Regions from separate parts of the Mus musculus genome. Here regions 2, 3, 4, 5, 6 and 7 are each linked to region 1. Evidence: chromatin loops called from intact Hi-C (ENCODE). Cell type or tissue: heart. All regions are shown on one strand. Region 1 overlaps Scfd2 (Sec1 family domain containing 2). Region 2 has its middle 89 kb from the start of Lnx1. Region 3 overlaps Scfd2 (Sec1 family domain containing 2). Region 4 holds the start of Lnx1 (ligand of numb-protein X 1). Region 5 overlaps Scfd2 (Sec1 family domain containing 2). Region 6 overlaps Fip1l1 (FIP1 like 1 (S. cerevisiae)). Region 7 overlaps Lnx1 (ligand of numb-protein X 1).

Region 1 (4,000 bases):
GGACTAGTGGATGAAGCTTACCGTGGAAATTGCTGCAGGGACTAGGCAGCTGCCTCTCCAGCCTTTTCTACCTGACCAGCAGGTACCGGTGAGGTTCTTCAGTGTCAGTACAGTAGAGCTCTAAGAGTGGAGTTGTAACAAGCATCCTGAGCTGACAGAGAAACCATCTGACTGCACCTTCAGTTTACGTGTAAGAGTCTGATTCCCACCAAGAGGTGCCGTCGCCTCTCCACTCACTCAGTCCCTGCTGTCTCCTCATTCCTCAGCACATCCCCTTTGTTTTACAAACAGATCCTTATTCTTAACCCCAGAATTGATTTTAAAATAACTTATTGTTCCTACCATTGGATATTTTTAAGAATCATACTTTGATGAAATCCAAATGGCTTCAATTTAAAAGATACAACAAGGTTTTATCAAACACTTTTTTAAATGGTGTTATTTAGGGACCAGACACAGTAGTGCATGCTTGCAATCCCAGAGCTTGGGAAATAGATGCCGGAGGATGTAAAATTCAGGGCCAGCCTGGGCTACATACTAAGCACTTGTTTAAAAGTTTTGTTTGTTTGTCTGACTGTCTGTTTATTGTGTTTGTCCATGCACAAGCCTGCATGGCATTCAGTCTCCTTCAAGATGCACACAGAAGAGGTCCACCAGCATCATTGGAAGTTTGGGCGAGTTGCATCGCTCCCACGGCACGCTTCTAGTAAACTTGTTTCCTTCATCCTCTCTGCTTCCGTGTGATTGAAATGTTCCCGAGTTGGTTTCTTCAAAGTGTCAAGTGGTCCGCGTGGTGCCCTTGCTTTTCATGTGATTGAAATGTTTCTCACATTTGTCCCTTGTGGGTGTCATGTGGACCGTGTGGCGCCCTTGCACAGCCCTTCCCAGCATTTGATGAAGTTTCCCTTATTTTTAGGAATCTGAAAATAGCCCATTGTATTATAATTAGCCAGTGGTAACCACCCAAATATGATTAGTATGGCAAGGACTTCTGCTTCTTCTCTCTTCCAGGGGAGAGGATGTGGGTGGGGGGAAAAGGCTGGGTAATATTTTGAGCATTTTTTTAATGTCGTTAAATACTTAAGAAGCCTTAGGAAATATTTGTGTTTTCAGGTTCTCTAGGAGGCTTTTGAAAAATACTTACACAGCTAATTTCAAACGAAATATTTAAAACTCTGGGGAGCTAAGTCTTTCACTTTTATCCTAATAGAGCCACTTATAGTACCAGCCTTCAATTTGTCTAGTACAAAGAAAATGAGAAACCTGCCCATGACTAGTGAGCTCAAGAGTGGTCTCAGTCAATGGAAAGTTCATTCCCAAAGTTCTGCACAAGTATTTAGCAGAGTTTTAAAAATTCCTATTGTAACAGTTTTGCCCAGTTTTTCTGACTCTCACTAAGCCCTAAGAAGAACACACTAGCGCAGACAAGATTTACCGTTTGCTTGGCTGCTTTTGCCTCTGTATGATCCAGGAGTGCTAACCCAAAAGATGCCTGCAGCAGTAGATTACTTCCCATGGCAACTGACTGCAATGTTACAAACATGAAGCGTTGGCCAGTTCTGCCTGGAGAGTAAGGACAGTTCCTGTTCGAATGGGGTCACTCAAAACTGAGGCCAAGGGTGACATGATCAGAGCCGCTTCCAGCATGTGTCCTTTCAAAGAGATGTTCTCATCGCCCCCAGAGCTTCATTTTAACTTGTGAGAGTTGAGCTTGTCTGTTGTTGTTGTTGTTGTTGTTGTTATTTAATGTTTTGTTTGCCTTTTTATTTCCCTACCCAAGTTGACCCACTGAGAAAGAAGTTATTTTTAGCTTTGGAAACCTCTGTAAGAAACAGTCTCTGCCTTCTAACTAAACTTTACAAGAAAGATTTATTTTGGAACTTTGGTCAAAAGCATCTGTACTCTGCTGGACAAACATCTGTCTTCCAACAAGAGTTGCTGGCCTTCTGATGCTGGTTAATCTGGGTTTGTACTTCAGAGTCCCACAGAGCAGCGTACACTCATTTGTTGATCCATAGCGCCTCTTGGTGGCCAATGTAGGTTACTGCAGAAGGAAAATGAAGCCCCCTCCCTTTCCCAAGTTTAGCAAGTTCTTAGAGACAAGTTTTAATGCAGGCACAGCTTGAAGATATGATCTGAAGAAGCTATGGGAGCACACGAGCTGGGCCGCTCTGCTAGAGCATGGCCATGGCAGAGGATCCCACTGAGCTGGTGTTGTAAGGACGATGGGAAGAGCCACATACTGACCAACCTCAGCCTTCTCTGGTCTGCCTGATTGACAGCATGCGCTTGACAGACTGGGCTGTTCCTGGCAAGCCTGCTCCCAGTTCCCCTGTTGCTTCTTCCATGCATGGGCATAAGATTATAGATGGGGTTTTTGTCATTAGGATGCTTGCATTCTTTACTGTCAGTTCCTTCTAAGGAGAGCTGTTGTCTTCCCCACCTCTGAATCCCAGACACGAAGCCCAAAGTCTGGGTGCATGGGAAGTGTCTAAGAACCAATCGTGATGCATGAAGACATAAAATTCATAATTATGGACTGTCCTAACAACACAGGCATATTCTTAGTTTTCATTACTGTACTTCTCTGTATTTACTCTTGTTAAATTCCCTTAAATATAGTGATCTCCGCTTGATGAAAAACCTAGGCAGAAAATAACAGCTCCCCACCCCATAACAAAGCTGGGCAGTTGAAAGGCGTCCCCCACTTCTCCCTTCTGACTTTCTAACTTTTAGTTATCTGCTAAATCATTACCTTGCAGTGTCAGTTTGTATTCAAAACATCTGCTAAAACTACTTCACCAGTAACATTTTCTAGTGGAAACTAGCTTAGAGTAAACCTAGTCCCCTATCTCCTAACAGCAGGCAATGCCGAATTACAGTGGCTTTCACAGACTAGAGATCCATGCTATGTCTGATTGTACCCTAACCAATTGTATCAGGGTGTGCTATGTAGAATTTTTAAAAAAGATATATCTGGCTATGTTTGAGAATTGAGCTGTATCCCACTGACCTCATATGTGTGTTCAACAAATATTTATTGATTTCCCATTGTGTACTTGGCATTGTGTAGGGTATGGAAGTAGATAAGTGTTTTTCTTCCCTAAGTCTTGTGAGGAGCCCCAGGCACCCTGATGCAGTGCACTCTGAGCTGTCATGGAATCATGCGTACCCAGCAGGCTAAGGCAGTGTAGGGGTGTGTCTGCAAGGGAGCTGCACACTGATGCTGTATGGATGGACTCTGTGGCCTTATCAAGGCAGCGAGCCACCTCTGTGGAGTCAGTCTGGGAGTAGTGTCTTGGAGGAGAGAATAGCCACACAAATAACACTGCATTCCACACATAGAATGTTCACATGGGCAAGGCAAGGAAGGAACGTGTGGATTGTAGGTGTGGTGGATAAGAACAGTTTCTGCCTGTAATTCCTCTGATCCCAGCCTTCAGCATCTTTGCTGAACTCTGTGTATCGGATCTTCATGCAAGGCGTTTCTCATGCCTGGAACATCACAGCCTCTGGTGTCAGGTCTAACCTCCTTTCATCCTGCAGAAAGTCAATGCAGCAGCCTGTGCATCTTCATTCCAGTGCCCACCACACCACTATATGACACAGTGTGTCCCCCTCTCCTCTATACACAGGAGAAGTGTTCTTCCTCTACATATATAAAGCGTGTACTGTTTTTCATCAGTACCTAATCCTCTTTTTGGTATTTGGGGCTTAATAAAGATGCATTGATCAGATCAGATAATTAATTTAATTCCTAATGGCTCTCTGATGACATATCTCTGTATGTAACTTCAGGACCCTGGATATTTGTGAGTTTATCCTTTTTATTTATTGCTAAAATGAGAGGAATATGGAAGGCCTCCCTATGTAGAATTCAAGCCAACATGTCCTTTTTCACAGTAGTAGACCTAAGACAGTTTGGGGTGTCTCTATCAAATACCTCCCCTCAGGGATCAGGGAACCCCTTGAAAGAAGAGGTGGGGAGAGTATACGAAGC
Region 2 (4,000 bases), 480 kb before region 1:
TCTGGTTAGACATACATGATGGTACCACCATGACCCACGTTTCTCCACAGAACCAAGTAACCATGGACTGAGCCCTTTGAAACCGTGAGCCAAAAGAATCCTCCCATTTAAATGTTTCCCTTAGGTATTCTGGTCCTGGCACCTAAAGTTCTAACATATAGGTCCACCCAGTCCCACCATATATATGCCATTTGATTCTGTCTAACGGTAAAGTTGCCTTAGTTCTAAGGGGAAGAGTGTACCATCCTAGAACAGAAATCCCTGAGGGTCCCAGACTCAAGAGACAATTGGGGTCAGAACTAAAATCTTCAGGAAGCTAAGAGTTCCCAAGTGACATGAGCCCTCCCTGCTCCCTGCAGCTGGCACTGGCCCTAGCCTGAGTACTGGCCTCTTATAGGCCTCTTCTTGTCTACATATGGTTTCAGCCTTCCTCTAGGGGGCTTAGAACTTAGGCTCGGGGCTAACAACTACATCTGGGAGGCTCTAACCCAGAGAAACACAAAGACCTCTTTCAAAGTACAAGTACTGAAAAAAAAAATATAATCTCAACACTTCCTCCGTATGCGTCATACCTTTTTTTTTTTTTTTTCCTGATGTCAATAGCATGTTGGCCGATTGGGTCTCAGAGACCATGTTAGGATGAACACTGGTTGCTGTGTTTAATTAGAAGGGCAAAAGATAGAGTAGCTTGGACTTTGAGCAGAAAGAAAACCAAGAGGAGGAGCTATGAGGCCTGGCAGATGTTCTCTGACACAGTCAGTCCCTGCCAGCTCTGGGCCCTGTCCCACCCCTGTAGAAATTCTGGCAAGTCCTATCGTTATTTTTTCTAACCTGTCATTATCTGTCTCCTGGAGGTAATAACTTCAAATTTCATAGGACTGTTCAGTGAAAATTAAACAAAAGGAAACACATCGGATACTTTCTATAGTACTAAACATATAGCAAGTATCTGGCACCAGTATTTTTGAATCATAGACATTGCTTTATTGTTTTTTGCTTTGCTTTAAGATTTGCTTGTAAGATTCTAGAGAGAGGCAAGCGGCCAAGGAGAAAAAGATGATTAACAGTTTCCAGGGACCCATGCTGAAGTAGTGGTAACGCTGGAGTGACCCCTTGCTGGGGCACAGATGTTCAAGCCTCCAGATGTTCACACTGGACTGGTTTTCTGTATGTAGCACAAAGGAGCTGAAACCCAAACAGGTCTGGGAAACTTGTACAAGCACAAAGTCAGTCGGGAGCACAGCGACAGTCTTAAATCAATTGCAAATAAAAGCCCCAAGAAGGAACTCTACTACCGCCTGCACCCGCGGTAACCTGGAAAGCTTGCTTCTGCTTCGGGTTTCTCCACATTATACAAAGGAGTAGGAGAGAGAGAAGTGGGGAAAGAGGAGGGGTGAAAGATGGGGAGGGGAAGGATGGAGAGGAGGAAGAGGAGAAGAGAGGGGGAAAAGGGAAGATGGAGGAGAAAGAAGAGGGGGAAGAAAGCGGTGGGGGGAGACTTTTTAAACATTCCTCCCCCAACTTCCTGCCTCCTGGAGAGAGGAGCCAGCAGCCACCAGAGATCTTAGAGGGACGCCTTGTGTCTGGGCCACCACGGGCAGTCAAGGAGCCTTGCTTTTGGTCCTAGGGGAAGCTGTCCCTTGAGGAGGCTGCAGTGTGTCCACCAACATGGTTCAATGAGGGCAGTAGTTTGCACACATGGGGAACCACTAGGAATGACAGAGTCTAGCCCCGGGGCTATTTTAGGCCAGACCCAGAATTGGAGTCAGTGGAGGTTTTGTTTATGTAACATCTGCTCAAGGCTCTTTGGAGCAAATAACCCAGGCTTCCAGGCCTGCGCTCGCTCAACGAGCAGGGGCGTGGCTTCGAGCTTCCTGTTGTTCTTGGCACTGCTTCCCTGCTGTTGTGGCTCCTCTCCCAAAGCTGTTTGCTGCCTCCTAGGCTCAGCGCAGTAGCTTTCTCCTTAGATCCCTTTCTAGGGTCAGGATAGCTTGTAAGTAGCCATGAAGCTAGAGGAGATGGTACCGCAGGGACTATGCTCCAGGGAGTTGCTTCCTGACCCCCGGGTGTCCTGGCCACTTGTCAGCCTCCCCCTGCTTCACAGTGCCCGCCCGATCTCTTACTTGAACAGCTTTCATGACAGGTCTGGCATGCTAGACAAAAGATTCTGTTCTGTATTCTGAGAGCACAGATCTGAATCACGACCTGCACCTGATCCTTGCGGTCTGGAATTGTCTTTACCTGAAAAGCATATAAACAGGACTGTTTCTTGGTGTCCTCCTGCGATTGGCTCCAGTACCCAGTGGATACTGAGATGCAAGGATGCTCGAGTACCTTCTGTGAGATGGATAGTGTTTGCATAAAACCCACGCAATCTCCTGATTACTTGTTTCACACAAATCAATGTAAGTGCTGTGAGTAGCTGCAGTTATTGCTTAGGGGAAAATGACCAGGAAAACAGGAGTGTACATGTTTAGGACAGATGCGGTTGTTTTTCATAAACATTGTTGTCTGTGTTTGATTGACCCCATGAAGGCAGAGCAGACACAGTGGGTTACCGTACATATTATAATATACACTAATTTTCTTTGTTTCAGGCCTTCTCAAGGGCATGAAGACTGTAGCTTTCTAAAAATCCAGATAATGTAGGTACTGTGTATTTTGTCATGAACTCTTTGTATGTCTGTGTGTGACAATTACGTATGTGTATGCATATCTATAGCTATCTATATTTATATCTATCTATATATAATGTATTTTGACTAAATTCACTCTCCCCCATTCTTTCTTGTCCCCTCTTGCTGAACTCCATATTCCTTCCACCCAGTCCCTCTCCTACTTTCCTGACATTTTTTCTGTTCTTCCTCCCCGTCCCCACTCACAACTTACTGATTTTAATCAGCATTGTTTACATGAGCTTGGATAGGAATACTATTTCCTAAAGTCTGGACGACCTACCTGTGGCCAGGAGGAAAATCCCCTCCCCTCCCCTCCCCTGATACCCTGTTAGCTGCCAAGAACTCCTCAAGGAAGGCTAGGCCTCATGAGGAGGCCTCCCTCCCTTACAAATGATGGACCACTGATGGGCCCTCAGTGGGCAGGTAACCATGGCTACAAGTTTATGAGTACAGTGGCCATGTCATCCTGAAGATTGGGCTTCGCAGCACTCTTCCTCATCTTCTGACTTACATTCTTTCTAGTCCCTGCTCCATGATCCTCTTTGTGCCTTGGAGGGGGAAATACAGATGTGTGGATACACACAGAGGATAGCACTGTCAGAACGCCCCACTGCCTCAGCCGGTGGCAGAGGCTACTGCCTCACTCTCAGCATCTCGGAACAGGAAGCAACTCAATGTCCCACCAAAGTGAAACAGATAAGTAAACTTAGCTACACTCACACAGCATCTCATATACTCATACAGAATACTCTGCCTCTGCAGAAAAGAATGTGTCACCCATGCCCTCAACTGTACCCATGTCTAGATCTGTACCCATGCCCACATCTGTACCCATGCCCACATCTGTACCCATGCCCACATCTGTACCCATGGCCGTATCTGTATCCACACCCACATCTGTACCCATGCCCACATCTGTACCCATGCCCACATCTGTACCCATGCCCACATCTGTACCCATGCCCACATCTGTACCCATGGCCGTATCTGTATCCACACCCACATCTGTACCCATGCCCATATCTGCGCCTGTACGAGCAGGATATGAATGAAGTCTCTGCCAATAGGAACAACTTTAGGAAAAACTTTAATTTTTTCCTCATGTTTGAAGGCAAATTTTCAAGTCTCTAAACCCTTGCCTAACTTCTGCTAATCTTCTCTGGCGTAGAGAAGGGCGCCAGCTTCCTAATAGCTCTGCTTCCCACAAGCCTGGGGAAGTGGAAGCACAGCTCTTGGTGGGGAAGAACTCAACTTTGATTGTAGATTTTCTTATTCTTACTAAAACCCAATAGACTAGCCAGTTGACCAAGGGAAAACAGTTG
Region 3 (4,000 bases), 76 kb before region 1:
TCTTGAGAATATTAGTGCCTTAATATTTATGTCCTCAGTTCTAGGAGGCAATACTCCTTCAGAGAAAAGCTGCTCTTGATTAGTGAGTAAGGAGGACCCTTTAGCCCCCAAAGAGATTATTAGGATCCTGATAGTGAAGAAAAACATTGAGGTAAAAACATTTTAGCCTAAAAATGTGGCAAAGAGGGAACTCACTATGTAGCCCAGGCTACCCTTAAACTCATGTTTTTCCAGTCTCAGTCTGCTGAGTGCTAGGATCAGGAGCCTGTGCCACCATGCTTGGCGTTAGTTTTAGGAATTATTTCAATCAGTACCTGCTTTGATGCCGTTTAATAAGCTAGATGGACAGATGATAGATAGATAGATAGATAGATAGATAGATAGATAGGCCAAGTTAGATGGATGGATCGATGGGTGGGTGGGTGGATAAGAAAGGGATATAACAGATTCTAGGCTGAGACTCATTTGATGATGGGAAAATGAAAGACTAACAAGTTGGACACCAAAAAGAGCGCACACATGTGTATGTGTGTGCAAGCACAGTGATACTGTGTTTTGAAACATAACTATAAATGTAAGCAGAAATATAATTTTTATAGAGGCTGACTTTGTCTGTCTACGTGTGTTGCCTGTTTATTCTGTCCATGGCACCTGGACTGAACTGGTCCCAAGCGGGGTGGTGATTTTCACTGAGGCATGTATAAAATGAAGCCCCCTCCCCCTTTTTTATTCCTTTTATTTTTTAAAGCAAAACACATGGCTGCACCTCTTCTTCAGGCTCTTGATTTGTTGCCAAGCTGACAGAGAGCCAACTGGAACAGGAAACTGATATGGAGCAGTGCTCATTAGCAATTTACATTTTCTAATGCAACAAGAGTTCATGTGTTAGGTTTTAGAAGCTGAGGTTTTATCCAAGCAATTCACTGAAATGAGAGGACACTTCATTTTTTATCTGTGTTGTGCTGGTAAAGACAAATAGTTTAATCTGAACAATTCTTTTCATATAGTGGTGTAGGATTTTCATATAGTGGTGTAGGATTTGAGAGTCCTTCCCCATTAAATGTGTTTGGATACTTTTTGGCTGGGAATGCATCTCGTTTTTATGAGTGTGGAAACCAAACACTGGACTACAGTTACAGCTGCTGGTTCCATCCCCTCCTTGGTTTGTAAGAAGTAAAGTAGCATGCTTGTTCATAATTAATAAATGCAGAGTGCTTTATATCGTGTTCCCAGACACTGGTCTCCATATAGTGTGTAATTGTATTTTTAATAATTTTTAAAATTAATCTCTGTCCTGCCAGCACCTTTTTAACTTTTCTTGTTACTCATCTCACTCCTCTCAGAGAGAACTCAGAAAGCAGACAGAGCATCTCAGTGACTGGGGGCTTGGGGAGTTAGCACACGTCTCTTGATTATTTCAAGTTGTTCTCCAAGGGAACAGGAATCCAGACAAGAATGACATCATCTGTGCCGAGCACAGGCTTCTTTAGAAACAGGCATTTGTAATGGCTTTTGACTAGGGGTGGTTATAGCATTTCAGAGGGGCGGGATTGCCAGGTACCAGGCTGGAGGTGTGGGAGCTGTTAGGAGTCTGGACAGCCATCCTCAGCCTCCAGCAGAACAGAAGCCATCTGGGGCTGTGTGTGTCGGAGGTTTTTGGGTGGTGCACGTGCAACGGAAACTAGCACTAGCCCACTCTTAGCTATCCTTATTGTTATTATCTTGTCAGTTCTTGCTTGAGCCAAATCATGCCCAAATTATTTTTTCACAGATTTAACATGTGAAAAAAATCAGGAAAATATGTCTGAGGATGAAAGTATCTGTATAGACTTCCCTACCCTCACCCAGGGTGAGCACCAAGCTTAGGACCTTGATTGTGCTAGTCAACATTCCTCTACTGAGCTATATACCCAGCACCATATTTGGGGGTTTGGTTGACTCTTGTTTTTTCTATTTGACAGTGGAAAAAATTATCAACATTTTTCCTAAAATAATAGAACAGCAAAAGGACTGAAAAAAATTTGGGTCATTATTCTCCAGGGTAGGGAGGAGCCTCAAACAGCTTCTAACTAGTGTGCCACACCCATGGCTCCCTCTATGTCTGGACTCCGTGGCACACCCCTTGGTCCTGGGCCTTGCAGAGCTGTGGAGTATCATTTTCCATGATTGCCTCCCTCTGGGGCCCTTTTCTTCTTTCATTCTCTGTGTCTCTACCACAGGCCATGTGCTTACTTAAATGTGTTATACTCCCTTTATACCAGAGGCTCTTGAACTACTTTCCCAGGGCAGCACAGTTAACCCCTTTAGAGCTCATTCCAAACCACAGAGCCTGAGGTCCACCTTCCTCAACCCTCCAGATTACCTCAGTGCACCCCATCTGACTGTGGGTTTTAATGCAAGCATAGTTTATTATATAGCTGTATAATAATTTCAATAGTATCTGGCATTCACTTCTAGGCCATAAACTCTGTGGGTTCTGCAAATCCCTGTACCTCAAGTGCAAATCTTATCTGCAGGCACATAATAGGCTCTTGTTAATGGTAACTGAATGGTGAAAGACTAACAAAGAAGGAAGCTCTGATTCTGTCTCAAAGTTTCCTGTAACTTTGCAAAAGTACAAATGTGGGGCAAGATCAGGAGAGTCTCTGATTTGGATGACAGGATGGTGCCCAAAGAATAGATAGAGCATCAGAGGGAGCAGGAGTCGTGACATATCATTGGTGAGAAATATTGTTAGGACAACATTCTGTGCAGTGAGAACAGATAATAGCAACTGTAAGTGCAAATCCTGCTTTGCATTTTACTGTTTTCACACAACCAAACTGTTTAGATTCTGGGGACTTTGGGTTCAGTTAGCTGTGGCTTCCCCCAGGTCTGATTTTTCTCATCTTTCTTGCCTTGCTGTCTTTGGTGGTTTGAATAGGTTTGGCTCCTTGTTGGAGTGGGTGTTTGAGGGAGTGTGTAACTGGGGAGGGGGGAGGGGGTTTGAGGTCTTCTAGTGTTCAAGCTCTGCCCAATGTGTCATCAGAGCCTCCTCCTGGCTGCCTGCAGAAGACAGCCCCTATTTAGTTTGGTCTACTTAGTGTTTGTGAGAACTTTGGATCCAAAACCAACTTGAAAAACAGACTTCATCTGAATAACTAGCTAACTAGATTGGTTGGTTTTAGTTTTCTCTTTGAAAAAAATATAAAGAATTCATTCAAGAAACTGTTAGGACTGAGTGGAGGCTGCTCCTTAGGGACCTATACTCCTCCAAATCTGTCCCTTGCTTCATCGTGTAATATTACCTACAGCCACCAATGTCACGGTGTGTGCTGTACTCTGCACTGTCACTGCTGTGTTCATGGTCACCTCCCCGGCAGTGGCAGGAACAAGCCATTGGGAATCTATTCCAAAGTGGCTCCCTCGGTCTGTCACATCATGGCAAACTTGAGAAGGCACTCGAAACCTCCACAGGCACAAGTGTCCTCAGAGATCCAAAAATGCATCACACATAGAATGCAGCACATGAGCCACTTGTTAACTGTGGCCACTGGGATCCTGAGAGCTAGGGGACCTGGGGTCTTTGGCTTGGTTGGAAGAGGACATGAAGAGGTAGCTTAGGAATATTAATTACATCCTTAAAAGCCTGCAGATTTTGGATGGAGGTCAGCAATTTTCTATTTGCAGAAAATCTAGGCTTCTATTTTTATTGTTAAAGGTTACCTTGGCTACTGTCTTGTCAAGCTATTGTGAGAGTACTGAACTTTGATGACCTTATAAATTTCAACACACTTCCTTTTCATTCCAGAAAATGTCCTCTTGAGTTCAGTCAAGCCAGACTATCTCTAACCTAGCACTCTTTCTCCCATGTAGGCTATGTCTAAATTAACAAGGAGCACTAATTTTGTTAACACCAGGCTCTGCCCTTCCAGACAAAGTACAAGTTAGCCGTCCTTTTACCACACTGTCTTAGGAGTGAATACCCAAATCACCTGGTGTGGCTTTGCATACTGGTTAT
Region 4 (4,000 bases), 390 kb before region 1:
CGAAGTTCTGTGCGCGTTCATTGATTGCACATTTTATGCAAATATATTTCTCCTGTGCCTCTCTGCCCAGGGTTTCTGTGCCTGGAAATCTAACTGCCTCTCCAAGTCAGAGCCAATCCCCTTGGGCAAGGTGAAGCTTGACTGACAGCACAGAGAGGGCGGAACTCAATGAGGGGCGTGGCTTTCTGCAAGCTGGCTAGCCTTGGTCTCCTCCTACCCCCGGGGACACGGGGACACGCTGTCTCAGGAAGGAGAAGCTTTTGTCTTGCTGGGCTAATAGTACTTCCTCCCACCCCCACCTCCTGCCTCGAAAAACCTGCACTTGAAAGGTTCAACTACCTTTATTATCTTCCCACTCCTCAACCCCCAAGCCCCAACCCCCTCCCCCTCCCTCCTTTTCGAACCTTTTGCTTTTATCGGTACAGGGTAGCCACGCCTCCCTTAGTTTCTATTGGATAAAGTAGCGAAGAGAGGTGTGTGTATGTGTTTGTTTTAAAGAGTCCCAAGCTGCTTGGTCCCAGATGGATGCGCTGTTTAGGCCTGTCTGGGGTGAACCAGTGATTTGAAGTTGCCTCCTGCGCTAACTTCATCTTCCTTCTGCTACCCTCTCCTTTTACTTTACAAGGTACCGAGTGACAGGGAGCCAGCTACCAATGTGGGCACTCAGGGAGAAGGTGCTTTTTTACTATTTCTAACTCTAGCTGTCCCCTAGTCCCGCCCACAAACCACGGCTAGGCCGTGAGGTGTTAGAACAGGCGACTTCTACAGTTTCAAGATCAGGAGGGGGGAAAGATTTTCAGCAGACGTTTTCTTCGTTAGGGGACCAAAGTGTGCCTGGACCAACCCAGGAGAGAGAACTCCCCAGGGTCCCCAGGTAGCACATTCCGAACAGTGACTACATCTGCGAGGGAGGCTGGCTGCGAGCCACAGACACACAGCAATTCAACAGGCTGATGGGACAAGATGCCACAGGCCTTAACCAGCAGGCAGGAATCCTCTTAGCTGTCACTCAAGTGCCAGCTGAGTCGTGCCATTAGCCTGCTGGAAAAGCTGAAGCAAGGGTGACTTGTCCAGGGTCACACACCAAGCTTGGGACCAAAATAGCCCTGAGTCCTCTTCCCTATCTCTCCCTGCAGACAACATGGCCTTAGTAAGGCGCTATCATTCTAACCTGAATCATTTAAAGTACTCCTAATTGCAGGCCTACTGTGGACTGTAACCACCACGTGACAGACAGGCCGAGGTAGGAATGCCTGAAGTTTTACCAATGCCTGAATCTATTATTAATATGCTGGGGACCGCGAAGGTGTTTGGGAAATGATGCTGAAAGGTATCAAAATTAGATTTTTTTAAGTAGACTTAGGTCATCTCTGGTTTGTTATAATATTGGGACAGAAAAACACTAGGAACTCAAAGGGATGTGATTCAGAAAGGCGTTAGTGGGGACAAGTCCCAGATATGGCTAAGTCTTCACAACCTTTTCCTTCCCCCCCCCCCCCTACAAAAATCCCTGTCTCCTTCCAGTGTTTAAACTTCCCTTTTAATTCTGATGTTGGCAGCTGTGTGGGCTCCTGTGAGCCTGGAGGGGAAACAATATCAGGCATACAAGATGGGCCTGGGAAACAATCAGGCATTCGCATTCAGATCTGTACACGGGGCTAGACACGTGCTATGCTCAGAAAGGAAAGTAAATTCCACTTGGCAAATTGCTCTAACTGATTCATTTGTCCTCTGAGAGACGCCACCTACCTGCTCCAAGGTAGTCAGGTAATTGACGGGGGCGGAGCCTCTGGGGATGTTTTAGTCCCTAAGGTCTCAGCCAGACTTCCGTGATGTCACAGATTTCCTGCTCTGAACCAACCAATACCCTTCTTCTTCCTCCAGCCACCTGTACACCGAAGTTGAGACCGGTCACAGCTCAGGCGGCCCTAGACGCTTCTGGCACAGGGATGGAGGCTGGCTGGTCACTGCTGCTTTGAAAGTCCCAAACATCTTTGAACAGGTGAGAAGAAACTACTTTTTCCTCTCTTTAGACCTCTGGCCCAAAAGGGATCTGAACAAGGAATCTGAATTTAAAAAAAGAAAAGAAAAGAAAGAAAAAGTAAAAGAAAGACCACTTACTGGCTCAGTCCAGAGTAACACTCTGAGAGTAGAGATGTCTGCGCCAGTCTTACTCCATGGCCAGCAACGTTATCTCGGCCAGATATTTAATCATTTTTGTTTCCTGATTATTAATCCGGCCTCTACTTGTTGGTGACGTTGATCTGATTCTTTTTAAAACCCCTGAGAGAAGTGAGGTGAGATGCTTTTTGAAAGTTAGTTCAAATGTGCAGACCAGTTCAGCCTGTTTTGTGTGTGTGTGTAGGGGGTGGTGTGGGGTGCTGGGGACATTCACAAAATTCAGATTGTCCTTTTTTTTTTTCTTGCTTGCATTCATGTCATCTGAAGCAATTTTGATCCAAAGCTGTAATACTTCCCTAGGTCTTGTTGTTTACAATAGAAAGTCAATACTAAAGGTAATAAATTCTGGCTCCCTATTTATAAGCTTTCTTCTCTCTCCCTCTCTCTCCTTCTCTCTCTCTCTCTCATAAAAATCCTTTAGTTTCCTTTATTTGTGGAAAATATTTAGCAGTCTGGATTAGAACTGTTTACCTTCAGGCCAGATAGGTTGCCTGCTGACCTTTGGCTAAAGTAAAGATTACCCTTCAAGGCCACAAGAATGTAACGCCAGGCCTGGCTTTTGAATTGTTGAAACTCTCTTGTTGTTTCTATCTTTTCTATATTAATAAATATATGGAAGAGGCTGCTCTGCTAGGACCCGACTCTAAAAGTAATTGTAAATCCTCAAGGACCCATATTTATTTTTCTAATCCTGACCACATAACCTGCTCTCAACGAGCCTGAGAGACCCACTCCACTAGCTAATATTATTAACAAGGGCAAAGAAACAAGTCCCCAATCTGTCTTCTTATCAACTTAGCTGGGAAGCTCCAGGAGAGAAATAAATGAATCCTGAGACATTCCATTTTATAGACTTTGATTAGTCCCTTTCCTGGGTCTTAAATTAGCAGCGGGGTTTATAAGGAAATCATCCACTAGGAAATAAGCCCAGAGACAGCCCTCTAAAAAGTAAAAGAACATGCCAAACATCCAACTGTACGAACGCACTGCCCTCGAACGGCTGCTTCTTGCTGGTAAGTGTCTGCTTTGTGCTTGTTACTGGTTTCTCTCTGACTCTTGGGAAGCTCGTAGTCTCTTTTCTAGCTGACCTTTGTGCCCAGTATTGTCCTCTAAGCTAGTGTGTTTGCAGAGTGACTGCCGTTGATGCCTTAATAACATTCTCAGTTGATTCAGAGGTTTGTGAGCAAGGTGAGAGAAGGACTCCCCATAGCCTGGATTTTGTACGCCATACATTTGTCTTTGATGTTCCAAACCTCTGCAAACTTTCACCCCTTCTCCTATACCTGGTTAATTAGTTATTTTTAAAACAATGGACCTATTATTAAATAACAAATTGTTTGATCATTGTCTCTAACTGCATAGGAAAATAATATTATGTTTTTATTGCCCCCAATTCAAGAAAAAGGAAAAAAAAAAAAAAACCATGACAGGGCAGAAATCAGAGTCCAGTCAGTGTCTAGTACAGGGGTGGGGTAGCTTGTTGGATAACTTGCAGGTGTTCTCCCTGAGAAGTTGCCATGACAACTCCACTAGTTCAGGTGTATACCAGTGCGATTAGGAGATTTTACATCCTTTAGCAAATTACTGAACTTCTCTGGACCTCCATTTCCTTCTCGGTAGGATAAGAGATATAAGTACTATGTAATGTGGTTCTCTGAGTAGAGGCAGTGCCTGGTACTGAGCCAGGGACAAATGAAAGCCAAGTCCCTCTCTACTGGAGGAATTTTTCTGGGAGCTTGGACGTGTGTGAGCCCATGTAGCTCTCCTGTGGCTGCACTGGTTCAGAACCCGGCTCTTATTACTGTAATTAATTGTCAGT
Region 5 (4,000 bases), 120 kb before region 1:
AGAAAATACATTCCTCTTAGGAGAAAATGCTTCTTCCTCTTCCATCTCAGAGCGACACTGTGAGATGAAATAAGTGCATGCTTTTGGAGGGGTGCAGTGCTTTCATCAGCCTGACTACAGAAGAACCTTGACCCTCACCCAACTCAAACAGCCTTGGCAATGGGATTTGGCTTGGTGAGAAGCTAATTAGAAGATGGGACTTTTAGGTACTCTTCAAATGACCCAGAGTTTCAAACAGATGTTTGGGGAAAATGCATACCTGCTGCTCTTCCATTAGCCAATTACTCTGTTGCAACTGTCACAGGCCCTCTTTCTGCAATAATTATGAAGAATTATGTCCCATCTGGCAGCTCAAATGTTTAGCTCAATTTGAAGGAAATTTAGTTGTAATTATAGGGGCAGTGTTTCTGTTAAGTCTTGAAAAGGAGCCTCTCCCCACTGCAAAAGCTTTGCTGGAAAGGTACAGCACATATTGGGGAGGGGGGAGTCTCATAGAAGCACTAAGTGCATACTGTGCACACACACACACACACACACACACACACACACACACTCCTGGAGAGTGTAAAAAAAGTACATTCTCAGGAATACAATGAACCATAATATAACAAAGTACTAAAACCTAAAATCTATTACATTTAAATGTAAGCCTATGGATTCTTGCTGGCTTATGGAATTTCAAAAAATATTTTGTATTCTTAGAGTCCCTTTGTAAATTTTAAACCATTAATTTGTATATCTCTAGAGACATGATTTTAATATTTTTTCCAGTGTAATTATGAAATTGTAAAAGTTTATTTTTGTTTAAATTTAACCTTTCTTAACACAAGTGAAAAAAAAACCAAGTTGAAATTGAAGACAAAGAGAAATAATCACTTACTAAGACTGTGGGAGTTTTGATTCTATTTTAATTATTTACTAAAAAACAGTCTCTGTCTGTATGTGTGTAGTCTGTATGAGTTTATGTGTACCACATGGTTGCAGTTGCCTGCAAAGTTCAGAAGAGGGCATCAGACCCACCCCTGAAACTAGAGTTACAGGTGGTTGTGAGATGTCTAATGTGGATGCAAGGAAATGAACTCAGGTCCTCTGCAAGAGCAGTAAGTACTCTTAACTTCTGAGCCATCTTTCAGGCTCCTTGTCTTTTTTTCTTTTTTTGAAGTCAAATAGTGAATTGTTATTTTGTTTACTAACCTTGAAATATACACTTGGATTTCCACTATGTATGGTAGATAAAATTACTTCGATAGATGGGCAAGTTTTATTCTTGGGACCTGGGAAAGGTTTAGCCTCTCCGCGCACCCACTCAGAACTCCAAAGCAGCGTAAGTGCTGGGGAGCAAGCATGCAGCCCAGGTGTCAGTTTCCTCCTTCCGAGAGCCAGCCCAGCAGATGGAACAAAAGAGTTTATTTCTGGAAGATATGAAGACATTTTGTACTTGTAAATATTTTCTTACCCCATATTTTTAAAATTATCTAATTAGCATGGGTCACATTGACTTGTATTTTATAAACCAACTCTGCATTTCATTTTAGACCAAGGTTCATTCATTTTTTTTTTTTAGCCATCTCCCAATGTGATATTATATTTACAATAAAGAACATCTGGATATTTGCAGTTGGAGAAGTCTTCGTGCTTTTAAAATATGACATTGAACAAATAGTTCTCCATCAACGGCTAAACAGCAATCAGCCATGTCTCGGATATTTGGGTGGATTTGGTTTTGTTATTAAAAACATTTGTTTTTGTATCACTTAAAACATCTTAATATGGTATGTAGGTATGTAGGTGGTGAAAAAGCAGGTTATGCTACAAGGAAAAACTCTGAAATTTTGTAATAATTAGGGTAATAAGTCTAAATGAAGAATAATGGCTGGGTTTCCTTCGGTCTGGCCTTGATTCTTTCCAAGTGAGAGCACGGTGGTGCAACACTGCCCCCTACTGTATGTCTTTGCCCTGCCCTTTGAAGGAATCTCAAAAGAAAAAAATTGGAAGAAATCAACAGCTTGGGACAAACCTATCTTCTTACATTTGGTATTTTAAAAAGGTGTTGTAGAGAGTACTCAGCACAGACACTCAGAGGATTAGTAGACTCCTCGCTTCTGTGGTGCCGTTTACTTTCTTACGGGGCGTTGCTGAGGTAACAGATGACACGTTTTTGTTTTTCCCCTGATGGATGGTAGTGGAGGTTTGTGAATGTGCTTCTGTTTCAGTTAGCGCTTGTCTCAAGGAATGGTGCATCTTTGAAAAAAAACGCACAGGATCTCTTTGAGGCTGGAAAGAATAGGGCTTTTGTCCATTTTCATGATAGCTTCAGTATTTTTAATAACAGGACCAAACCTTGAGGTAAAATGTATCAATTTAACCAATCACATCTTGGAGCTCATCCAGGCTTAACTGTCTATAAACAACTTTGTCTTATTTTGTGTAATAGAACCCTTAAATTCATGTGCAAGAGTCTTTGGCACGGATAACATTTAAACTTTTTCATTTTGATGAAAAGTTGAATTCCTTCTTTTCCCTTTCTAAGGGTATTACTTTAACAACATTATTTTGATGACATGTCCTTTGCAAATGCATACTTTCGGACATTAAAAAACAAATCGAAAGCCACTTATCATATGAATCATTGTTAAAGTCAGCTGTAATCCGCTGTGTAAAATCTCCCTGTAAAGGCACACAGGCTAGGGGCTTAAACCTGGAGCACATTAAATTAGTTCCAGTCTCTGGCGAACTGGCTTTGCCTGCCTTGCTTAGGCAGGCAAACCGGAAACAGGCAGTTTATAACAAGAAGTCTGCCTCAGAAACCATGGGGTCTATTGGAGAAAGATTTATAGCCCCACTTATATAAACATTACAAATGTGGACTCCGAGTAGGAGGGGAACCGTTATCGAAATCTCCCGAAGAGCTTTTTCATTGTGAGTAAAATGGACAGCGTGCACTGTTGTTTGAAGACCCGCCAGCGTTTCCACAGCCGTCCTCTCCACTGCTCTGCCTGATTAAAATGGAGCATTGTGAAGACTAACCAGACCACCTACTTCTAATTTGTTTTCACAGTAAGACTGCATTGGCATCAAACCTGGAGCCAAAGAGACTCTGTGCCAAAGGAGAAAATTATCATTTTGGAGTTAAAGAAAAAGGAATATAATTACATGAAATCTAGGGGTAATGGAGTCTGGACTTCAGTTTATACCACTGCCTGAGTTTAAGTGATTTTTACATATAAACTCTTTCCTAGATATCGTGTTGTCTTTGAGATTGTAATAGAACCCAGATGAGGCTTGAAATATTTGGTCCCATAAAATGAGGAAGGCTGAAAGGAGAGATTAACATTTGAGATTAGAAAAGCTATTTATTTGATACTTCACATATGGCGAGCTGAGGTCTATGGGCTGCACGTCTGTGTTCTTCTCATTTAGCTTTATCTCATTTGTAATGTCTTGAAACTTTCCACATAAATACACTTTCTTTTGCCCAAATATCTCTAACAGGGCACTAAAATCAAATTCTCTCTTTTCTTTTGGGCTTGTTAATAGTAGCTACTGTCTTGTGGGTCCAATCCAGGTGGTGCTGAGTCCACTCTCCTTAGGATCTCTGCAGCATTCCTGGAAGATAGCGAGCACATCTGTTTTTAGCATTTTTAACTCAGTCCAAACATAAGGTTATTTGGAAAGCACCTTTAAAATAGGGGCTGCTGTAAGAAGGAACACAATGAAAGGTTGTGACTGATAAAACATGAAGCCAGGATCCTCAAGAAGAGAGTGGAGTTGAATGTCGTATGCAGCACACCCATAGAAAGGTCCCCATGTTTTCTTTGTCCATCAGGTCTGTTTTCTTTGATAGCAAGAAAAGCCACTCCTCTAATTTCAGCTGGTGAGCAGAAATGAAAAATCTGATCATGTGTCACATCAGAGAACAGGTGGACTCAAAGGGAGGTTCTGAGCAGTATCACACGACTAATACTAGTGATAATTTTACTGGGTATTATTTTAAATTTTT
Region 6 (4,000 bases), 280 kb before region 1:
CAGCATGACCTAAGGCTGAGCCCCAGGAATGCTGAACTTCACTCCTTTAGACCTCAAGGCTTCTCATCTGTAACTGTCAATCTTTTCAAGGTTTCCTTGAGACCAACAGGAATGTTTATAAAGTGCGTGGTGTGAGAGTAAGCAGTCAGTGGTTGGAATTCTTGCCCTGAAAGGACATCAGTGGGGAACGGTACTTGCTGCAGGTGGCACCCAAGTTTGATCCTCAGTCTTCATATTGTAGAGGATAGAATTGACCCCTGCGAGTTGTCCTCTGGGCTCTCAGGGGCTCCAGGGGATGAGCATGTGCACACAGCACAGTATAAAGACATGGAATTCTTCAAGGAGTTTAGTGCTTACATTTTCAGAAGCAGAGTATTTCCTATAAAGGTTTCTGGGGCTCTAATAATTCTCTCCAAGGTAAAAACAAAAAACAAAAACCAGTACAGAGACAAGTGGATATTATAACTAAGTCCATCAACAAATGAGGTTTTCTTTGTAATGACTCCAACTAAGCTTGCATAAAATACGGAAGGCCAGTTACTGCACAACTCATTATGTGTAGCCCCTCTTTTCCTTGAATGCTGTAGGCCGTCACGTGCTGGGGAGTCGGCCCTTCATGAAAACAGCAGCCGCGCCCCATCCCTTCTGATACACGCCATAGTGCAAAGGTCACTCCAGGCCTGGAACTCATTAGAACACATTTTCTAACATCCTATAGCAACCAGTCTTCTTTCTGGCCCTCAATTAAACTGCCTTAAAAACAGATGTTAAAACTGCTCTCTAATTTTCAAAACAGTGACCCTGTAATTTGTAATGCGACACATACTATGTATGTTTTGCTTTTAGAATATTTTTGTCAGTCTTTAGAAACAGCTTTTACTTCCCATGAGTATTTCCTAGTACAATTTTCCTAGGACAAGTCAGAACAGAGAACTCCTCTACTTTCTGCTTTTCTGGCCTCAAGCTTTTTCTTAAATTTAAGTAATGCCTTAAAACTCAGCAACCTGAAAATGAACACATGGTTTAACCACTAACATTTTCCAATTCAGCAGAAAGTCAGCAGCCCCTGTGCGTGTGTGCATCCGGTGTGCGATGCAAGATCTTCTTCCAATGCATTTCTGCACTAAGATCCTTGACTGTGACACATACATTTTACAGACAATATGCTACTTCAGAGGTACATTTCAACCACATTGGAAACTAGACAACTTCCTGAAAAAACTCCTGCCCTTGAACATAAGCAGAACGGTGCGTGTCGGTGGCTGTAGCCAGCACTGTCTGTCCCACTTACATGTACATGCCATACTGTCATTTACCTATTTGATCAATAAAGTTGTATTAAATATCTACTATGTGTCAAGTCATGAGAAAACAGGGTGGGAGAAAAGTATTTTCATCATCTTTTCTAGTCCTTTGTCATACACTCTTTGACTGAGTCAGCTTAACAGTTCTATGAATTTAATGTGTAAAGACAATGTATGAATATTTATGTATTTTAGGAAACAGCACTATTTCTGGCTCAGAACAGGACTCAAAATGTCACTCACATGAATGAAACATTAAAAAACAAATAAATGGGACAATCAGTAAATCAGTATTTTTTAACTCACAATACATAAAGTGGAAATTTTATTTGAAAACAATATATATTAGGACTGTATATGAATTACCAACTAATTAAACTTATCTAACACAGGATCGAAACTAGCTTGAAGAGTACATGGCTCTGCAGGTACTCGATTCTTCATGTGGCCTAACTATAAGCAATCACTGAGAAATCATGTTTAGGTGATAAGAAGGAAACCTGTGAGGGGATATAAACTTCCTTTAAAGGCCAAGTGAACAACATGGTGTGAAAATTGCTGCTTACAGTACTTGGAATCCTCAAGAACAAAATGAGTATGATTTCAAAATGGCTTTTCTAACCACACCTTGAATACTCCTTTCCCAGGTGAACTGGAATTCATCTCCTCACATCAAATAAAACTGAGTAAAAATGAAGTGCGCTCAAGGCCCCGCACACCCAACAAACCTGTTGAAAACACTTGGGGTGGGGCTGTGGTCGCGCTCTCGCTCCCGCTCCCGGGTGCGCTCCCTTTCTCTGTCCCGGTCCCGCTCTCGCTCTCTGTCTCGGTCTCTCTCCCGGTCTCGGTCTCGGTCTTTTTCTCTCCTTGCATAATAGTCCCACTGCTTGGTGGTGTCCACAAGGCTCGGCCATGAGGGAGCAGAACTGGTAAGGTGGGGAAAGGCGACTAAAGGAAAAAGCACATTAAAAGCACAGGTTATGGGATTCAGTATTATACTCTACTTACTTTCCAATATCAAAAACAGAAACAAGAAGACACTGTTCATTCCCCAGCACTCACAGGGCAGCTTACAGCTGTCTATAATTCCAGTTCCCGGGGAGTCAGATGACACCTTCTGGTATCCATGGGCACTGCATACACATGGCGCATAGATATACATGTAAGCAAAGCACCCGTGTATGTGTGTGTGTGTGTGTGATCTTTTATAAATCCATATTCTGAGTACATGACTACATGATATAAAACACCTGGGAAAGGGATTTGAGAGGAATGGCTTCATGAAGATAAAGGGGTTCCGAGCACTGACTTCTATTCCAGAGGATCCAAGTTTGATTCCCAACACCCACAGGGCAGCTCACAACCATCCTAACTCCAGTTCCAGGGTATCTGACTATTCTTCTGTTTCCATGGGCACCAAGGATGCTTGTGGTTGACATATAGGCAAAATACTCATACTCAAAAAATAAAATAAATTTTAAATATTTCTTTAAACAGAGAAACTGGGCCTATCTATATGAAACTTTGGGTTACAGGGAACATGCTCTTCAGGAGGACTGTGGGTCACAAATCTCTTCTTCTTTGATTCATTTCTGTCCTGTCATCAGTTGAATGGTGTGGCTTCATTATACACCATCACCACACGAGGCTTAAGAGTCATGGGCTAAGTTATGGGTGTGAACCTTTAATCTGTGAACCAAAATAATGATTAAAAAAAGCCTGTCTCCTAATATTCTTAAAAAACTTATTTTTAAACTAGGTCTCACTTCATAAGCAGTCTTCAGATCATATCCAGAGAAGATATTATTTTATGTTGCTCAGGGGTACAAGGATGAATTATAAAATCTAAAATAAATAAAACGAAGGTAAAAACAGAACAGCAAAGAAGCTCTGTCTGTTGTCTTTATTGTAAAGCTCCATTTGGCTAAGATTAGGAGAATCCCTTCCTTTCCTTCCCTCATTTTTACAATTAGCTTTTACTTAAAGGCTTGTCCCTGGAAGGAAAGTTAGTAGCTATACAGACAGTAAGTGGGAAACTCCTACTTCCTGACAGGAAAAACAAACATCTGTCACTCTGAGAAAGAGTTGAGTTCTTAATTATCCATTTAAAAAAATTCTCCAAGGCTGGGTCAGTACTATCAGGTATGACTTTCTAATATGGGCTAGTCACTGTCTCACCTGTACTGAAGCAAACACATAGGACAGAGTGACAGAAACTCCCAATGCCATCAAAAAGGTAAAACCCAAATAGACAAACTCAATGAGTGATGCTTAGGGAATGCTTACATATCATAGATACTGTGCTAAACTTCAACTCTAGCTCCAGTTTACAAGAGGAAAATATTCTAATTCATCCAAGGTTATCTAAGGTAAGTTGGACCCAAGATCCAAGCACAGGCAACCACAGAGCTCATGATTCAACAATTATTTTGTATTGCTACAGGGTTACAGAAGAGGGAGGGATCTGGTACCCTGCTGGAGACGGTAGAGATTGTGAAAATGGTGGCTAACACTGGGACACTTAGAAAAGAGCAGGACAGGTGCCTCGAGGTAAACACACAGCCTTAGGGGGATGTTTGACTTTCAGTCTAATGACTAAGCATGGCAGCAGGACAGATTCTACCACAGAAATGCTTTCTAAGTCCATTAATATTTCTTCCACCTTCAATGGTGGAAATAGGCCATCATAATGTCCA
Region 7 (4,000 bases), 300 kb before region 1:
TAGAATTGACTGAAGTTCAATGTAAAGACTGGCTTTTTAATTAGGGCTATATTTAACTTGCCACATACTACTTAGGAAAGTTCAGCTCCCTGTTTTGGGGAGCACGGACACATGAGTTGATTGACAGAATGACAGTATGTTGTTGTTGAATTGAAGCAGGACCCACAGAGAAAAATGTAGGTTTGATGATGTCTGGCGGCTCTTACATATCTGTGACCTTCTGCATGGATGCAAGCAGGGCACCACAGTGCCCAGGGCTTTGGTAGCATGTGCTGGATGAAGCAAGAATGATATTTAAATGTTGAAGAAATGAGATCACCGAGCAGTGTAGAAACACCCGTCCCACAAGTGTCCGTTGAAGATCAGTTGATGCTAGACTGCTGCTTCTTTCTGGGGATTTTTAAAGAGTTAGATGCATAGGATGAATTTCGTTAAGAAGCAATTTTTAATTATATTCATTTTGTTTGGTGTGCGTGTGCAAAAACACATGTACAAATGTGCAGTCAGGGTCAGGTGACAATTTGTAGGAGAGGTCACTTCTCTCTGTCCATCATGTGGGTCCTGAAGGTGATATTCAGACTTTTGGGCACTCTCACTAAGGATCCATGCTTCAAGCCCCATGAATTTGGATCTTTGTTCTGTTTTATTTGGTTTTGTAGAAATCGTTGAGTGGGGCATGGTGGCATATGTTTATAATCCCAGCACTTAGGAGACTGAAACAGAAAGATGTTAGGTTCTCCACGTGAGCTACATCCTCTTCTTAAAGGGGAGCTGACGATGATCCAGGAAAAGTCTTAAGAGTGGCTGAGCAGAAAGCATCTCTCCTAAAAACTGACTCTGTTGGTTCTACTTTAGCCCTTCTCCGCCTGTGTCAAGGGACTGCCCTTTCAAATACGCCTCTTTTGCAGACCTAGACTGTGTTGAGGGTCTGTCCCACAGAGCACAATCGTGACACCCAGCAGTCAGTTTGGTTCCCTTGCCCCATTTCATGTGTTTGTAGAGAATAACACTGCAGCATGGTGGAGGAGATGGAGACCCCTGAACTTGAAAGTCTGCAGAGCCAGTACAAGGAAGACAGCAGGTGAACCCACAGAAGCTGGCTAAGTGCTCACTCGGGCCACAGGAGGCTGAGGCAGCAGAGAGTGAGTTTCAGGCCAGTCAGGGCTACATAGCGAGACTCCGTCTCAAAATAAATAATAGCAATAACAATAGTAATAATTTAAGCATATAGTGTGAATATGCAGGTGTTTGTCCGTGTCTGTGCCCCCAAAGCAACACAAATGACTTACTCAATTTCAGTTTTCCTTACAGTTAGGGTAATTCCTTGGCTGGATGAGAGGGTTGGACTGCCATATACTGGTCCTCCAGCAACTTTTGCTCTGCCTGTAATATCATTGCCCTCCTAGCCACTGTTTCCCATTAAAACAACAACTCTGCAGTGCACAGTTTCCTGCGTAACTATGGGCATGAAACAAAGAAGCACTCTTACCTTCACCCCTTCTGTGCCTCTACCTTGTCTCCCCTTTCACATATCACAGTCACACGGGTGGAAAGAGAGACTCTCGTGCCCGGGACTGTTGTTTCTCAAGCCTGCCTGCAGCTGCTCCTGAGAGTTAGTGCCAGGACAAACACGTGAGCCTACTTCGTATCTCGAGGGCTATGAAGAGAAAGTACACAGAATAGCCTTCCTGTGAACAGTTAACAAGGTGGCTGGTAAGAGCCACAGACCCAGCCTTATTTGCAGAGAACTTATTTGCAAAGGAAATTGATACCCGTGTTTCCAATCTGGGTGTCAATCCTGCCAACGCTTCATTGTCGAGCCAGCATTTGGGAGCCCAGTGAGAAATGTGTGCTCAAACAAAGTGAATTAAACAGCTTGGCAATTTGGACTTTTGCCTGGCGAGTTGAGCCATGTGGGATCCTCCAGCGTCCACGTTTCTGATAAGGTGTTGCTCAGAGCGGGCTCTGCTCACTGTCCAAGAGAAGCAATTCTAGCCCAGAGCAAAAAAGCACTGCCAGCAGCCTTCTCAATCCCGGAGTTTCCCCAAAGATAAGAGAGCAGCAGACTGGGCTCAGCGATTGAGGTTTTGACCTGAAAGTTTATTGCTACTTATCTCCCGGTGAGTTTTTACTTGGGAGAGTTCTTGAAGATAACCTCTTAGCGTAAGTGAGGCTTGCAATCCAGGGGAGGCGATACATTGTTACAGCACTCTCTTCCAGAAACTGAACTGTTGGTGAGGCCCTAGATCTATCTCTGTGTTAGCTTTCTCCTTGATGTGTTTGTTACCTGAGCTCTGTGCTGTTCTAACGCATAAGGGATTCCAGGGAATTCAAGATAGGCTAGCAAAGGAAGAGCATGCAAGCACTGACTCGTAAGTTAGGGCTGTGCATGAAGCTCAGGCTTCCTCTGTTGGGCCATTCAGTTGCATTTCCTAGATGGGCATGGAATGAACAGTTCCCCGAGCTAGCCGTCCATTGCGAGATTTATCACTTTAAAAAAAAAAAAAAAGATTTATTTCTTTAATGTAAGTACACTGTAGCTGTCTTCAGACACACCATAAGAGGGCGTCAGATCTCATTACGGATGGTTGTGAGCCACCATGTGGTTGCTGGAAATTGAACTCAGGGCCTTCGGAAGAGCAGTCAGTGCTCTTAACCTCGGAGCCAGCTCTCCCCAGATTTATCACATTCTTACTCCATCCCAACAAGTGTACTAAAAGCTATAACCACCCACCTGATGACCTCTGAGTTTCAAGAGACCCTTGAATAGAGATATCAGTGTAAGGAATGTTTGGGCTGCTCGGTGCTAAACCAAGTGCATTGGCAGAGCTCTTAGTACTTAAGGTCCTAGTTCCTGAGTGGGGGGAAAAGTTCCTGGGGTGGGGGTGCAGAGGGAGTTATGTGCCCTAGAGAGGACGGTGAGAGAAGTGGTGTCCTAGTCTCTGTGGACTGCTTTAGAAACAAAGTCCTCTAAAGGGAGTGACTTATTCATGTGAGCAACAGAAATGGGTTTCTTTGAGTTCTGAGAAAACGCAGGCAGGTTCCCTATCTGGAAATGCCCCCCTCCCGTTTACATCTTTGTGTGCGTGGTGTCTGCATGTATCTGTTCGTGCATGCATTCATATGAGTGAGCGTGGGCGAGCACATGCCACGGGAGACTTGGGGAGTACAGAGGGCAGCCTGGAGACTCAGTCCTCACCATCCACTTTGTCTGAAAGTTTTTAGTCGTTTGCTAAAGCATGCACCAGAGAGCTTGTGGGGATTCCCCTGTCTCTGCCTCCCATCTCATAGAACACTAGGATTACAGGCTCTTGCTGCCTCCCCCATCTTCACATGGGTTCTGGGGGTCTGAACTCGGGTCCTCCATGCTTGTGCAGCAGGCCCTTCACCCACTGAACCACCTCCACCCCCAAATGACTTTCTTATATCTTCTTGTATCCTCATGTGCTGAGCGCTCTGTTGTAAGGGATCCCATTCATGGGGACGGAGTCAAAAACCCTCCTGGTAATACCATCACCTTGGGGGTTAAAATTTCCACCCATGGGGGACACATACATTCAAACCATTGTCAGCAAAAGGTAAGCATCAGACAGCTGCTACTGCCTTAGCTAATGGACATATACAGTACGGGCCCTTTGTTGTGACCCGATTTCTCTGTGGCCCTGGAACCATACCCAGGAAGGGCAGCGTGTGCATATATCAGTGTCTGTCTCTGCTGTGATGAGCGGTCAGGAACTGAAACGAGGAGAGGAGCTACCAGACCTTATATTCCCTCATCTTCCTGGTGTCTGAACCTGGCTTCCCCCGGGTGCCTTTCTAACCAAATGGAGCTGTGCCTCTCTTTTGCACTTCTCACTGAAGTGGTGGGAGGATCCAGTAGTCATTTTCATTTGGGGAATCAACCTTGTTTCTATGACACCCGCAGACCCAGGGTCTGGCCTGTCTCCCCTGCAGATCTGACAGCTTGAGGACTGATAAGAATCCAGGTTCTGACACTTGC

Evidence for each region. A loop is a pair of places that touch in the nucleus more often than their neighbours do. Peaks named below come from ENCODE experiments on the same cell type or tissue, not always from the same donor. Only the 100,000 strongest peaks of a DNase experiment are listed, where the experiment ranks them.
Region 2: a loop joins it to region 1, with 3 times the contacts of the local background. A loop is called at or near these places in 3 of 42 quality-filtered maps.
Region 3: a loop joins it to region 1, with 2.5 times the contacts of the local background. A loop is called at or near these places in 3 of 42 quality-filtered maps.
Region 4: it touches region 1 in a loop (2.7-fold over the local background); 2 of 42 quality-filtered maps call a loop at or near these places.
Region 5: it touches region 1 in a loop (3-fold over the local background); 13 of 42 quality-filtered maps call a loop at or near these places.
Region 6: it touches region 1 in a loop (3-fold over the local background); 4 of 42 quality-filtered maps call a loop at or near these places.
Region 7: it touches region 1 in a loop (4-fold over the local background); 10 of 42 quality-filtered maps call a loop at or near these places.

The regions. Positions count from the first base shown.
Region 1 is chr5:74,309,617-74,313,616 of GRCm38, reverse strand. All of the region lies in intron 5 of Scfd2 (Sec1 family domain containing 2), which reads left to right. Among named protein-coding and RNA genes, the nearest start is that of Gm32064, 4.9 kb to the left of the region's middle. In heart, a CTCF peak has its summit at 2,040; a DNase peak (open chromatin) is centred at 1,986; H3K27ac peaks cover 469 bases.
Region 2 is chr5:74,790,300-74,794,299 of GRCm38, reverse strand. No RefSeq gene overlaps it. Among named protein-coding and RNA genes, the nearest start is that of Lnx1, 89 kb to the right of the region's middle. In heart, CTCF peaks have their summits at 443 and 1,921; DNase peaks (open chromatin) are centred at 739, 1,799 and 3,529; H3K4me3 peaks cover 719 bases; H3K27ac peaks cover 1,389 bases; H3K27me3 peaks cover 782 bases.
Region 3 is chr5:74,385,809-74,389,808 of GRCm38, reverse strand. All of the region lies in intron 5 of Scfd2 (Sec1 family domain containing 2), which reads left to right. Among named protein-coding and RNA genes, the nearest start is that of Gm32064, 71 kb to the right of the region's middle. In heart, no CTCF peak of the experiment used is centred here; a DNase peak (open chromatin) is centred at 2,118; H3K27ac peaks cover 614 bases.
Region 4 is chr5:74,700,794-74,704,793 of GRCm38, reverse strand. Lnx1 (ligand of numb-protein X 1) reads left to right here and starts at 1,891. Exons shown (of 11, transcript NM_001159577.1): 1 at 1,891-2,002. It overlaps Gm15984 (a long non-coding RNA gene), which reads right to left and starts at 2,322. Exons shown (of 4, transcript XR_001784879.2): 1 at 2,122-2,322. In heart, a CTCF peak has its summit at 1,725; DNase peaks (open chromatin) are centred at 163, 803 and 1,763; H3K4me3 peaks cover 1,033 bases; H3K27ac peaks cover 1,156 bases.
Region 5 is chr5:74,431,921-74,435,920 of GRCm38, reverse strand. The region is part of intron 4 of Scfd2 (Sec1 family domain containing 2); the gene reads left to right. Among named protein-coding and RNA genes, the nearest start is that of Scfd2, 98 kb to the left of the region's middle. In heart, a CTCF peak has its summit at 1,945 (motif pointing left); no DNase peak of the experiment used is centred here.
Region 6 is chr5:74,590,026-74,594,025 of GRCm38, reverse strand. It overlaps Fip1l1 (FIP1 like 1 (S. cerevisiae)), which reads right to left. Exons shown (of 18, transcript NM_001159573.2): 16 at 2,033-2,252. It also overlaps a transcript of Lnx1 not described here. Among named protein-coding and RNA genes, the nearest start is that of Gm32304, 56 kb to the left of the region's middle. In heart, a CTCF peak has its summit at 2,412; no DNase peak of the experiment used is centred here.
Region 7 is chr5:74,611,688-74,615,687 of GRCm38, reverse strand. The region is part of intron 6 of Lnx1 (ligand of numb-protein X 1); the gene reads left to right. Among named protein-coding and RNA genes, the nearest start is that of Gm32304, 34 kb to the left of the region's middle. In heart, no CTCF peak of the experiment used is centred here; a DNase peak (open chromatin) is centred at 1,647; H3K4me3 peaks cover 951 bases; H3K27ac peaks cover 1,049 bases.